Linked DNA regions of Homo sapiens: region 2 is linked to region 1. A link is an interaction called in ENCODE POLR2A ChIA-PET data of the cell type or tissue named here. Cell type or tissue: OCI-LY7. All regions are shown on one strand. Links, peaks and the distances in the headings refer to the core of each region. The heading gives the core; the rest is flanking DNA. Region 1 overlaps PCDHGA1 (protocadherin gamma subfamily A, 1). Region 2 overlaps DIAPH1 (diaphanous related formin 1).

What was found. Peaks named below come from ENCODE experiments on the same cell type or tissue, not always from the same donor. Only the 100,000 strongest peaks of a DNase experiment are listed, where the experiment ranks them.
Region 2: POLR2A ChIA-PET joins it to region 1 with 12 read pairs; 15 of 35 experiments call an interaction of 5 or more read pairs at or near these places.

The regions. Positions count from the first base shown.
Region 1 is chr5:141,478,305-141,483,679 of GRCh38, forward strand. All of the region lies in intron 1 of PCDHGA1 (protocadherin gamma subfamily A, 1), which reads left to right. The region is part of intron 1 of PCDHGA2 (protocadherin gamma subfamily A, 2); the gene reads left to right. The region is part of intron 1 of PCDHGA3 (protocadherin gamma subfamily A, 3); the gene reads left to right. The region is part of intron 1 of PCDHGB1 (protocadherin gamma subfamily B, 1); the gene reads left to right. It also overlaps PCDHGA4, PCDHGB2, PCDHGA5, PCDHGB3, PCDHGA6 and PCDHGA7, and 12 more genes. Among named protein-coding and RNA genes, the nearest start is that of PCDHGC4, 4.0 kb to the right of the region's middle. In OCI-LY7, for the core only: a CTCF peak has its summit at 254; a DNase peak (open chromatin) is centred at 2,667; H3K4me3 peaks cover 3,487 bases; H3K27ac peaks cover 2,664 bases.
Region 2 is chr5:141,526,779-141,532,153 of GRCh38, forward strand. It overlaps DIAPH1 (diaphanous related formin 1), which reads right to left. Exons shown (of 28, transcript NM_005219.5): 20 at 2,825-2,919; 21 at 2,394-2,495; 22 at 1,924-2,163; 23 at 1,675-1,804; 24 at 795-919. Among named protein-coding and RNA genes, the nearest start is that of DIAPH1-AS1, 29 kb to the right of the region's middle. In OCI-LY7, for the core only: no CTCF peak of the experiment used is centred there; DNase peaks (open chromatin) are centred at 2,483 and 3,223; H3K4me3 peaks cover 4,229 bases; H3K27ac peaks cover 4,524 bases.

The sequences.
Region 1 (5,375 bases), core at 98-5,097:
CGGTGAGCTCACTGTACCGAACACCAGGGCCCTCCTTGCACGCGGACGCCGTGCGGGGAGGCCTGATGTCGCCGCACCTTTACCATCAGGTGTATCTCACCACGGACTCCCGCCGCAGCGACCCGCTGCTGAAGAAACCTGGTGCAGCCAGTCCACTGGCCAGCCGCCAGAACACGCTGCGGAGCTGTGATCCGGTGTTCTATAGGCAGGTGTTGGGTGCAGAGAGCGCCCCTCCCGGACAGGTAAGGTTTAGCAAGTCATGCTTGACCCTGTTAGTGCTTTTTTATTCCTACATCATATTGAGGAAGGAATGGAGCTGTTTTTTTAGTGATGAAGATGTTTTCCTGGTGATGCATTCACACTTTCAACTGGCCCTTCCTAGATCAAAGTTAGTGCCTTTGTGAGATGGTGGCCTGCCAGAGTGTGGTTTGTGGTCCCATTTCAGGGGGAAGATACTTGACTCATCTGTGGACCTAATTCACATCCTCAGCACTCTTTTGCTATCACAACTAACCAATCTTGCTAAGGGATGGTTAAGCTAAAACACAAGATCTCAGCGATCAGAGTTTAGCTTGGTATCATTTACATTAGGAATAAGCTGCTGGATACCTCTAACCAGTGGCAGCTTCTAGGAATACAAAAACTACCTCATTCCTCCACCTTTCAAGTGATTGTGACATTTGTATTAAAACTAATAGCTTTTTGATAATTTTCCTTTGTTTATACAGATCGTGTACCTCATTCTCAGATAATTTTTTATGAATGAAATGAAATTCCAGGCATCCTTTAAATTTTATTTCAAGCATTCTACTGGAAATGATGTGCACCCTGCTTACAAAATATTTTTACCTTATAACAGTAATGCATGTTTGCTAGAAAATTCAGAAAATACAGAAAAGTATTTAAAAAATTAAAACTATAATCTCCAAACCCAAAGATAACCATTTTTAATTATAAAAGTAATAATTTATTTCAAAAATAAATCTAGGCAACCCAAGAAAACATAAAGTAGCCAGACTCAGTGGTGTGCACCTGTAGTTCTTGCTGCTCAGTGCCTGAGGTGGGAGGATTGCTTGAGCCCAGGAGTTCTGGGCTGTGGTGCACTATGCTGATCAATTGATCAATCCACTGTCTGCACTAAGTTCAGCATGAATACAGTGACCTCTTGGGAGGGCAGGACCATCAGGTTGCCTAAAGAGGGGTGAACTGGCCCAGGTTGGAAGTGGAGAAGGTCAAAACTGCTGTGCTATCCAGTAGTGGGATGACATCTGTGAATAGCCACTGCACTCCAGCCTAGGCAATATAGGGAAACCATGTCTCTTTAACAATAACAACAACAACAACAACAATCCCAGAAACTACAAAAGGAGAGTCTTTTTGGTGCCTCCAGTGTTAGTCCCTGTCCTTCCAGCCTTATTTTTCTTAAGTATATGCACAATGTGAAAGGTAGATAAATTCATATCCTTAGACAGGTAAAGCATTCATTAATTCAGGGTGGTATGCAAGGATACTATCCAAGGCATGGTATCCATGCAAGGTGACTGCAAGGCCTTTGCCCTGGAGAGAACCCTATACATACTCTCAACTGTAGGAGAAACACTGTTATTTTGTTACTCAGTGCATCATTGCTATCAACTCTTGGATTTGGCAGTTAGTCAAATGAGGTTCTACCATTTACCAACTAGGAGTCTGTGGCCAAGTTACTCAATCTCCTTTCTAAGCCTCTTCCTCATATGCAAAAAGGGAATAATAAGTGTTTTATAAGATTCATGCATGATATAATGTATGCAAAGTGTTTAGCATGGTGCCTGGCATATCATAACTGTTAAACAATTATTAGCCAGCTCCTAGCATTTTGGGAGGCTGAGGCAGGCGGATTGCTTGAGGCCAGCAGTTCAAGACCAGCCTGAGCGACATAGTGAGATCCTGTCTCTACAAAAAAAAAAAAAAATGTGTTTTCATTAGCTGGGTGTGTTGGCATGCACCTGTGGTACCAGCTACTTGGGAGGCTGAAGTGGGAGAATTGCTTGAGCCTGGGAGGTTGAAGCTACAGTCAGCTGTGATTGCACCACTACACTTCAACCATGGCAATAGAGTGAGACCCTGTCTCAAAAAAAAAAATTATCAGCTATTACTATAATTATTTTTATTAGTTCCTCACTCACCTAAAATCTCAAACACACCTTAGAAATACACATATGAGAACAACCAAAAATGACAAAGTAGAAGCACATATGAAAAGGCTAAGAAAGCATGAAAGCCAGCAAGAAATAACTGCCGCTCTTCTGGTCAGCCTGGAAAGCAACTGGCATTTTCCCTAGAACAATGTTTTCAAACTTGGTTGCACATTAAAATCACCTAGAGACCTTTTAAAAATTCTGAAACCCAGGCCACACCCCGACAAATGAAAGCACAGTCTCTGGGGGTGGGACATAGGCATCATTTTTTGAAGGTCCCCACTTGATCCTAATGTGCAGACAAATTTGAAAACCACAGCTTTGGGAGGCTGAGGTGGGTGGATCATAAGATCAGGAGTTTGAGACCAGCCTGGCCAATATGGTGAAACCCCGTCTCTACTAAAAATGCAAACATTAGCTGGGCATGGTGGCGCATACCTGTAGTCCCAGCTACTCTAGAGGCTGAGGCGGAAGCATCAGTGAGGGAGAATCAGTGAACCCAGGATGTGGAAGTTTCAGTGAGCCCAGATCACACCACTGCACTCCAGCCTGGGCGACAGAGCGAGACTCCACCTCAAAAACAAAAAGAAAGAAAGAAAAAAGAAAAGCAGTACTCTGGAACCTACCAATCCATCATTTAGCATATTTGTGAAGTAAAGTGTTATTCTGGTATTTGCAGAACCAGAATCCAGCTTTATTGGGCCAGGCCCAATTTTTTTAAAAAACATGGTAAGGTCTCCCAGCCTTAAAGTATTACATAGCATAGCTCTAAAAGATCACTGTAGGAAGACATAAAATGGTATTTCAGTCATCTAAGGGAAAAACCTTCCTAAAGCACTAGCCCCTGGACAACTATTATTTAAACATCTACAGCTGTTCAATAGATATTGGGTTCTTTTTGGAGGGATGTGACAAAATTCTTGTATAATTAGATTGTGATGATGATTGTATCAGTTTAGTACATGTAAATACACTGAAAACCATTGGATTATACACTTTAAATATGTGATTTGCATGGTATGTGAATTATGTCTCAGTAAAAATCTAGAGATGGGGCTGGGCTCAGTGGCTCACGCCTGTAATCCCAGTACTTAGGGAGGCTGAGGCCAGCGGATCACCTGAGGCCAGGAGTTCAAGACCGGCCTGGCCAACATGGTGAAACTTCATCTCTACTAATAATACAAAAATCAGGCCGGGCCTGGTGGCTCACGCCTGTAATCCCAGCACTTTGGGAGGCGGAGGCGGGCGGATCACGAGGTCAGGAGTCCAAGACCAGCCTGGCCAACATGGTGAAACCCCGTCTCTACTAAAAATACAAAAATTCACCAGGCGTGGTGGCTGAGGCAGGAGAATCGCTTGATGGTGGAGGTTGCAGTGAGCCGAGATCGCGCCACTGCACTCCAGCCTGGGTGAAAGAGCGAAACTCCATCTCAAAAAAAAAAAAAAAAAAAAAATCAGCCAGATGTGGTGGCAGGTGCCTGTAGTCACAGCTACTTGGGAGGTTGAAGCAGGAGAATCGCTTTATCTCAGGAAGCAGAGGTTGCAGTGAGCCAAGATCATGCTGTTGCATTCCAGCCTGGGCAACAAGAACAAAACTCACTCCATCTCAAAAAAAAAAAAAAAATATCTAGAGATGGGAGAATCATATGGCTGGCATAAAAAGGTCAAGTCAAAGATATGTAAGATTAAGGCTTTACGATGCTCCAGTTCTAGTAAAACAGACCAGGTACTTGTTTTGGTGTGAAATTGCCAATATAAGTATAGTACTGTACATATTAGTTGTTTAGCTTAGGTAAGTCTTTTAATCTCTTTAAACTCCAGTTTCCTCATCTATAAAATAAAGAGAATATCTACTTTGCAAACTTGTTGTGAGAGTGAAAAGTAATGCATATAAAGTCCCTGTATGGAGCAAGTACTCAATAACTATTTGTTGAACTAAAAATGATAATACTGATATTCACCATTTATTAGCATCCCTATGTGCCAGACACTGTAAACAATTAAAAGTTATCATTCTGGTACCCAGAGTACAGTATGAGACAGACATGCAAAAAAAAAAAAAAAAAAAGATAATGGAGATCTGCATAGCATAAGATGCAGTGGGACCAAACGGGAAAAAACACCTAAATGAGCCTGGAGAAAGGAAGAAATGATAGAGGTGGTGATGCTTGAGCTATGATCTAAAGGTTGAGTAGTAGCTTGTCAGACAGTAAAGGGGAAAGGACAGGGCAGGGAGGGGCCATTGCAAGAAATTCCATGCAGAGGGATTATGGTATTTCATTATCACTGAACCTTAAACTGTGTGTGTGGCCGGGTACGGTGGCTCATGCCTGTAATCCTAGCACTTTGGGAGGCCAAGGTGGGCAGATCACTTGAGGTCAGGAGTTTGAAACCAGCCTGGCCAACATGGTGAAACCTCATCTCTATTAAAAATACAAAAAATTAGCCAGGTGTGGTTGTGGGTGCCTGTAATTCCAGCTACTTGAGCAGCTACTTGAGAGGTCGAGGCAGGAGAATTGCTTGAACCCGGGAGGCAGAGGTTGCAATGAGCTGGTGTCAGGCCACTGCACTCCAGCATGGGCAACAGAGAGAGACTCCATCTCAAAAAAAAAGTGTGCGTGTAAAACAGACAGTCTTTGTAGGAGATGAGGTGAAGCAAGTAGGCAGGAGTTAGATCCTGAGTTACCTTTGGGCCAAGCCAAGGAGTTTTTATTTTATTCCATATAGATGACAGTCACTGCAGAAATTTGAACTGATATGCATATATCATGAGGTTTTTTTGTTTTAGAAATATTATTCTGTCAGTCATAAGTGAAGGGACTGGGGACATTGGGACTGGAGGCAAAGAGATCTTATCTCTTTGCAATAGTTTGAAAGCTATTGCAATATTTGAAGAGAAGATTGATAAATGCTTGAACCAGCACAGTGGCAGTACAGATGGAGGGAGCTGACTACAATAAAATCATCAGGACTTGTTGATTGACATGATATAGGAAGTGAGGGACAGGGATGAGTCAAGGCTGATCCCCCTAGATCCTGACTAAGGAAGCTGGGTGGTTGACAGTGCCATTCACAGAGACAGTGAATTCTGGCATAAACACCTAATAGGTCAGGCTGGTTTACACCTCCATCATTCCCATGGGAGAAGGTATAGAGGGGTGTGTGTTTGTGTGTGTGTGTGTGTGTGTAAAAGAACAC
Region 2 (5,375 bases), core at 227-5,226, 49 kb after region 1:
CTCCACCTCCTGGGTTCAAGCAATTCTCCTGCCTCAGCCTCCCAAGTAGCTGGAACTACAGGCGCGCACCATCACGCCCAGCTGATTTTTTTGTATTTTTAGTAGAGATGGGGTTTCACCATGCTGACCAGGATGGTCTCCATCTCTTGACCTAAAAGGAGGTTTTCTATAAATACTATTATGGAAACATGGCCAAGACATATGTGCAAAACACAATACAATGCAGTTTTTGTTTAAAATAAATGTATGAGGTGCAAATCAGAATAAAGTCCAGTGGCAGTGGTTACCTCTGGGGAGGGGAAAGAGAGGGAAGCATGTGTGAGCGTGTGTAGTGGAGACGGGGTACAGGCAGGGGAGTTGGTGGGACTTTTATGGTTGATCTGCATGGTGTGCTTCTACTCCACAACAATGGAATGCTCTCAGGAACTATGCAGCCTGGGCAACAAAGTGAGACCCCATCTCTAAAGAAAAAAAGGTTACAAAAAGTTTAGCAGGGCCTGGTGGCACATGCCTGTAGTCCCAGCTACCAAGGAGGCTGAGGGGGTAAGGATCGTTTGAGTCCAAGAGGTCAAGGCTGCAGTGAGGCGTGATGGCACCACTGCACTCCAGCCTGGGTGACACAGAGAGAGCCTGTCTCAAAATACTAACAAACCCAAAAAACTATGTATTTAAAGAAAAAGAGTTTTTTAAGAGAAAAAAATTGCATACTGCCCTATCTATCCTGTTTTTCCCCCACTACAGGAAGTTTTCTTTCCCTTCCTAGGGAACAACTCCCTCCTTTCAAGAGAGGATATGGTCATTTTTTCAACAAACTTGTCTTTTTCATCTGTGGCAGCTGGGAAATTCTGAACATCACGTTCCACATCAGAAATTTGTTTCTTCATCTGATCTAGGTTCTTTTGCAAGTTTTCAGCAGAAACTAAAAAAAAAAAAAAAAAAAAAAACCATAAAAACAGACAGCAAGAGCTTACTAATAATCCCAGCCTCAACACCCCTTAGTTTCACCTTTCAGAGCATAGCTTCAGTCTATACACACATTCTGGTACTTAATAATTTTAGTTCCTTATGTACTTTAGTTGTGTCACATACTTAAGTTTTCATCTTTCCAGTGAAACTATAAATTATTTGATCATTGAACCTCCAGCCTTCACAAGGTATGCAGTACTAGGAACAGAAGAGAGACTTCATTTAATTTAACATGAATCTATGAAATCCCCTGAGATCTTGGTCTCATTTATTTTAGAGAACAGGGTTTGGGAGGAAGGAGATATACATAGAAATATAGAGGCGGGGGCAGAAATCTGTTCCAATTTCCAGTGAATGCTGCTTTTTCTTTGTCTAGTTCCAGGACAGTGAGGCCTAATTTTTGTTAATGTAGTCTATGTTTTCTTAATGAAAAGAACTATTAACCTAGACTAAAAACACCTGCCTTTCTAGCTGTTTTTTGGTGTTTGGTGTTTCCTTAGGAAGAGAAAGAGTGCTTCCTATTTCTACACATAAAGATCTCTCCTCAGCCATACGCTCTGCCCTTGTGACTTAGGCACCATGCCTAAATCCTATCTCATTTCCACTTGAAATAGTCTGAACTGAAAATGCTCTCACATCTAGACTGTGTCTTATTTCCCTCCCCATGCAGAGACTTTTGGGCTCTAGCTTCATTCCAAACTGCCCCACCTCGGCTGGCTTTCTCCACATGGGCAAGCTCGTCTGGAAACTTGAGGACATCGGGATAGTCATTCTCACACAACTCAGCCAAGAAGTGTAACAACGTCATCTTCTGATCTGTGGACTTGGTGTCTCGAAGCTTAGAGAAAGAGGAGAAACTGTTAAATCCTGACATGTCCAAGATGGCCTCCTGCCAACACTGAACTCATAGAGGCTACAGCCTTCCTTGTGTTGTCCTGCCCTACCTCTTTGGCTCACCTTACAGAGGAAGCTGATATTGAAGCCAAAAGCACCAGCATTTCTGGAGCCAGCATTCATGTAATTTCCAACAAGCAAGGTAATCTCTAGGAGATTGGAAAAGCTCTCACTCTTACGTAACTCCTCACATGCAGCAGTGACAGACACAATCTCTGGCTTGATATTCTCCACTTGCTCGCTGAATTGTAGCTTGAAGAGAATGGCATTGAGGCGAGGCCGCAGTCGGGGCACAGTGCCCATCTAGTAAAGAACACAAGCAGTTCCATTACAGTCAAAAGAGGGGGAAGTCAGAAAAAGATACACGCTTGAGCCTCCTATGGGAGGATCACAGCTCCAGAGCAGGGAGAAGAGAGAGATTAAGACAGGTTCAAAAACAGACAAGCGGCAAGGAGCATATGCCCAGGCTGCTCTCTAGAGGGGAGGGGAATACAGGAGGTGGAAAACCGCTTACTGCCACAGGCCTCACTCACCACCACGCCAAACTGCTCTGACTCAGCCAGGTCATCATATTCATCCTTCAGTTCAGAAAGCATTTTTAACTGCTCTGGCTCTGGCATTTGCTTAATGAGGTTCTGAAAGACAGAAGAGACATCTCAGCTGGAGGGGAATTCGCTAACAACTCAAGCCTAAACAACTTTTACTCTGTTGTCAGTCCCACACTCTGCTCAAGGACCATACAGAAAGAAACATATGGTGGGAGAAGAGAGGCAGCTACTGAGATGGGGGTACTTTTGCAAAATATACCAGAAGTAATCTGACCACCAGAGAAAAGGCAGTTTCTCAAAGCCAGCATTCATAAGTCAGCAATGCTGGAGGAGGATCCTCTTCATCTACACAGAGATGAGGCCAGTGCCCAGCGACACAGAAGAGCCTGCTCCAGCAGAACCACCTTACTCCTTACCTGGATCATAGACTCAGTCAGAACAGCCTCATTCACCTCCAGGATGACATTCTTAATCTCTTGATAGGGCATGCGGAAGGAACCCAAAAAGATTGCTGCCAGAAAATGAGATATTAAGACATGTTCTTCTCGGTCTGTTCCCGCTTCCAACCCATCCTGCAAACCTATGCTGGATAATCTTCCTAACAGGGCTCTTTTAGGCCAGGCACAGTGGCTCATGCCTGTAATCCCAGCACTTCGGGAGGCCAAGGTGGGCGGATCGCTTGAGCCCCAGAGTTTGAGACCAGCCTAGGCAACATGGGGAAACCTCATCTCCACAAAAAATACAAAAACTAGCCAGGCGTGGTGGTGTGCACCTGTAGTCCCAGCTGCTCGGCAGGCTGAGGTGGGAGGATCACCTGAGCCCAGGAGGTCAAGGTTGCAGTGAGCTGTGACCGCACCACTGCACTCCAGCCTGAGCAACAGAGCGAGACCCGTCTCAAAAAAGTATATATACGTCAAAGACTTTCACCCCACTCTACTTTAGTTCCCCACTCTCAGGACGTGATCCTCAAAGCTGCCTTGACCTTAAACCACCATATCCTATTCCCTAACAAATACATCCTGTTTTTTCAACTCTCCCTTTCTAATCTCTCACTTGACTCTTCAGCCTTATCAGGACCTCTCTTTCCAGTCTCCTGACCATTCTGTTTTCACTGATATATCAGTTCCACTCTGCCTTTCCTATTTCATTAGGAGCCTCTAAACCATCAGTTCATTTGCTCTCTACTATGACTCCCATTAGTATTATTACTCCTACTATTACCTTTCTTTTGCTTCCTTCTCCTTCTGGGTCCCTGGTCAGTCTAGCCATTTCATTTCTCTACTCTGACACCTAGGCTGATGCGGACTGGAGTCTATGAATTTGCAGTAGCACCAATGATAACTGGGGCCTCCGCGCTGTTAGCAATTCTCTTTGTGTGTCCCAATTCCACTTTCTCCCACCCTTCTTGGCAGGTCCTCCAACATATTCCCACTTTCCCCACTGCCCCACCACTTCCCCATTTGTTCCAGGAAGACCCTGCTCCTCTTCACTGAGAAAAATCAAAGCCACTGGTCAAATTACTTGCTCAGCTTTCTCTTATCCTACTTAAAAATAAAGCACTAGGGCTCTTGGTTAGAGCCAGACTAGAAAAGACTCAGATAAGCCTTTTGGAATCGCCTAGAAGAAAACTATACCAACATTTTCGTAAGCTTATAGGAGGCATGTGTTCATATATTTACGTCTAAGTATATATACTCCCATGTACTCATCCTTTCCTCATGTGTCAACAGAAGAGGCAGCCCCACAGACCTTTCCCTTCATCATATATACATAATCAAGTTTTTTAAATCTTACTCAATGTTCCTCTCTAAATTACCAGTTTCTCTTTCTTTCACTTTATAGCAATCTAAACTAGCCTATTCTCTCTCACTTCCACGACTCTGATTTATTCCATAACCACAAAGCCAATGAAAAGATGGCAGCCACTTAGAGAATATACTTTAAGTAAGACACCAACCTGCTACCTCTCACATCCACCTCCCCGAAAAGACAATCTGTTCCTGCTGAATTTTCCTATTTCAGTAAATGGTACCACTTTCCGCAGAGTGACCTAAACCTCAAAGCACCTTCTCCTTTATCCCAAGTCAATCACTAAATTCCATTAATTTTACCTTCTCTCTCTCTCTCTCTTTTTTTTTTTTGAGACAGCATCTCACTCTGTTGCCCAAGCTAGAGTGCAGCAGTGCAGTCATAGCTCATGGCAGCCTGGACCTCCCAGCCTCAAGCAATCCTCCACCCACCTCAGTCTCCCAAGTGGCTGGGACTATAGGCATGCGGCACCACATCTGGCTAGTTTTTTATTTTAATTTATTTATTGCTTGAGATGAGTCTCACTCTGTCACCCAGGCTGGTGTGCAACGGCATGGTGTTGGCTCACTGCAACCTCCGCTTCCCGGGTTCAAGCGATTCTCCTGCCTCAGCCCCATGAGTAGCTGGGATTATAGGCGTGCTCCACCATGCCCAGCTAATTTTTCTATTTTTAGTAGAGACAGCATTTTGCCATGTTGACCAGGCTCGTCTCGAACTCCTGACCTCCAGTGATCCACCTGCCTCAGCCTCCCAAAGTGCTGGGATTACAGCCATGAGCCACTGCACCTAGCCTAATTCTACCATCTTAATATCCTCTCCCTCTCTTATTCTCATCACCTTAGTTTCAGGCCCTGATCACATCTCACCTAGTTTAAAACAATGACATAACTCATCTCTGCCTATAGTCTCCCCTTACCTTAGCAATCCAGCCTCAAAATCACTGCCAAAGCAGCCTTCCTAAAAATTACACAGGATAAAAAGCAATCCAGCCTCAAAATCACTGCCAAAGCAGCCTTCCTAAAAATTACACAGGATAATCTCACTCATTTTCCTGATTTAAACTTTACTCAGTTGTACTCAACTACTTGCAGTTCCTGAACTGCACAATGTTATCTCATGCTCTCATACATGCTGATCCCTCTCCTGAAACAAGCCAAC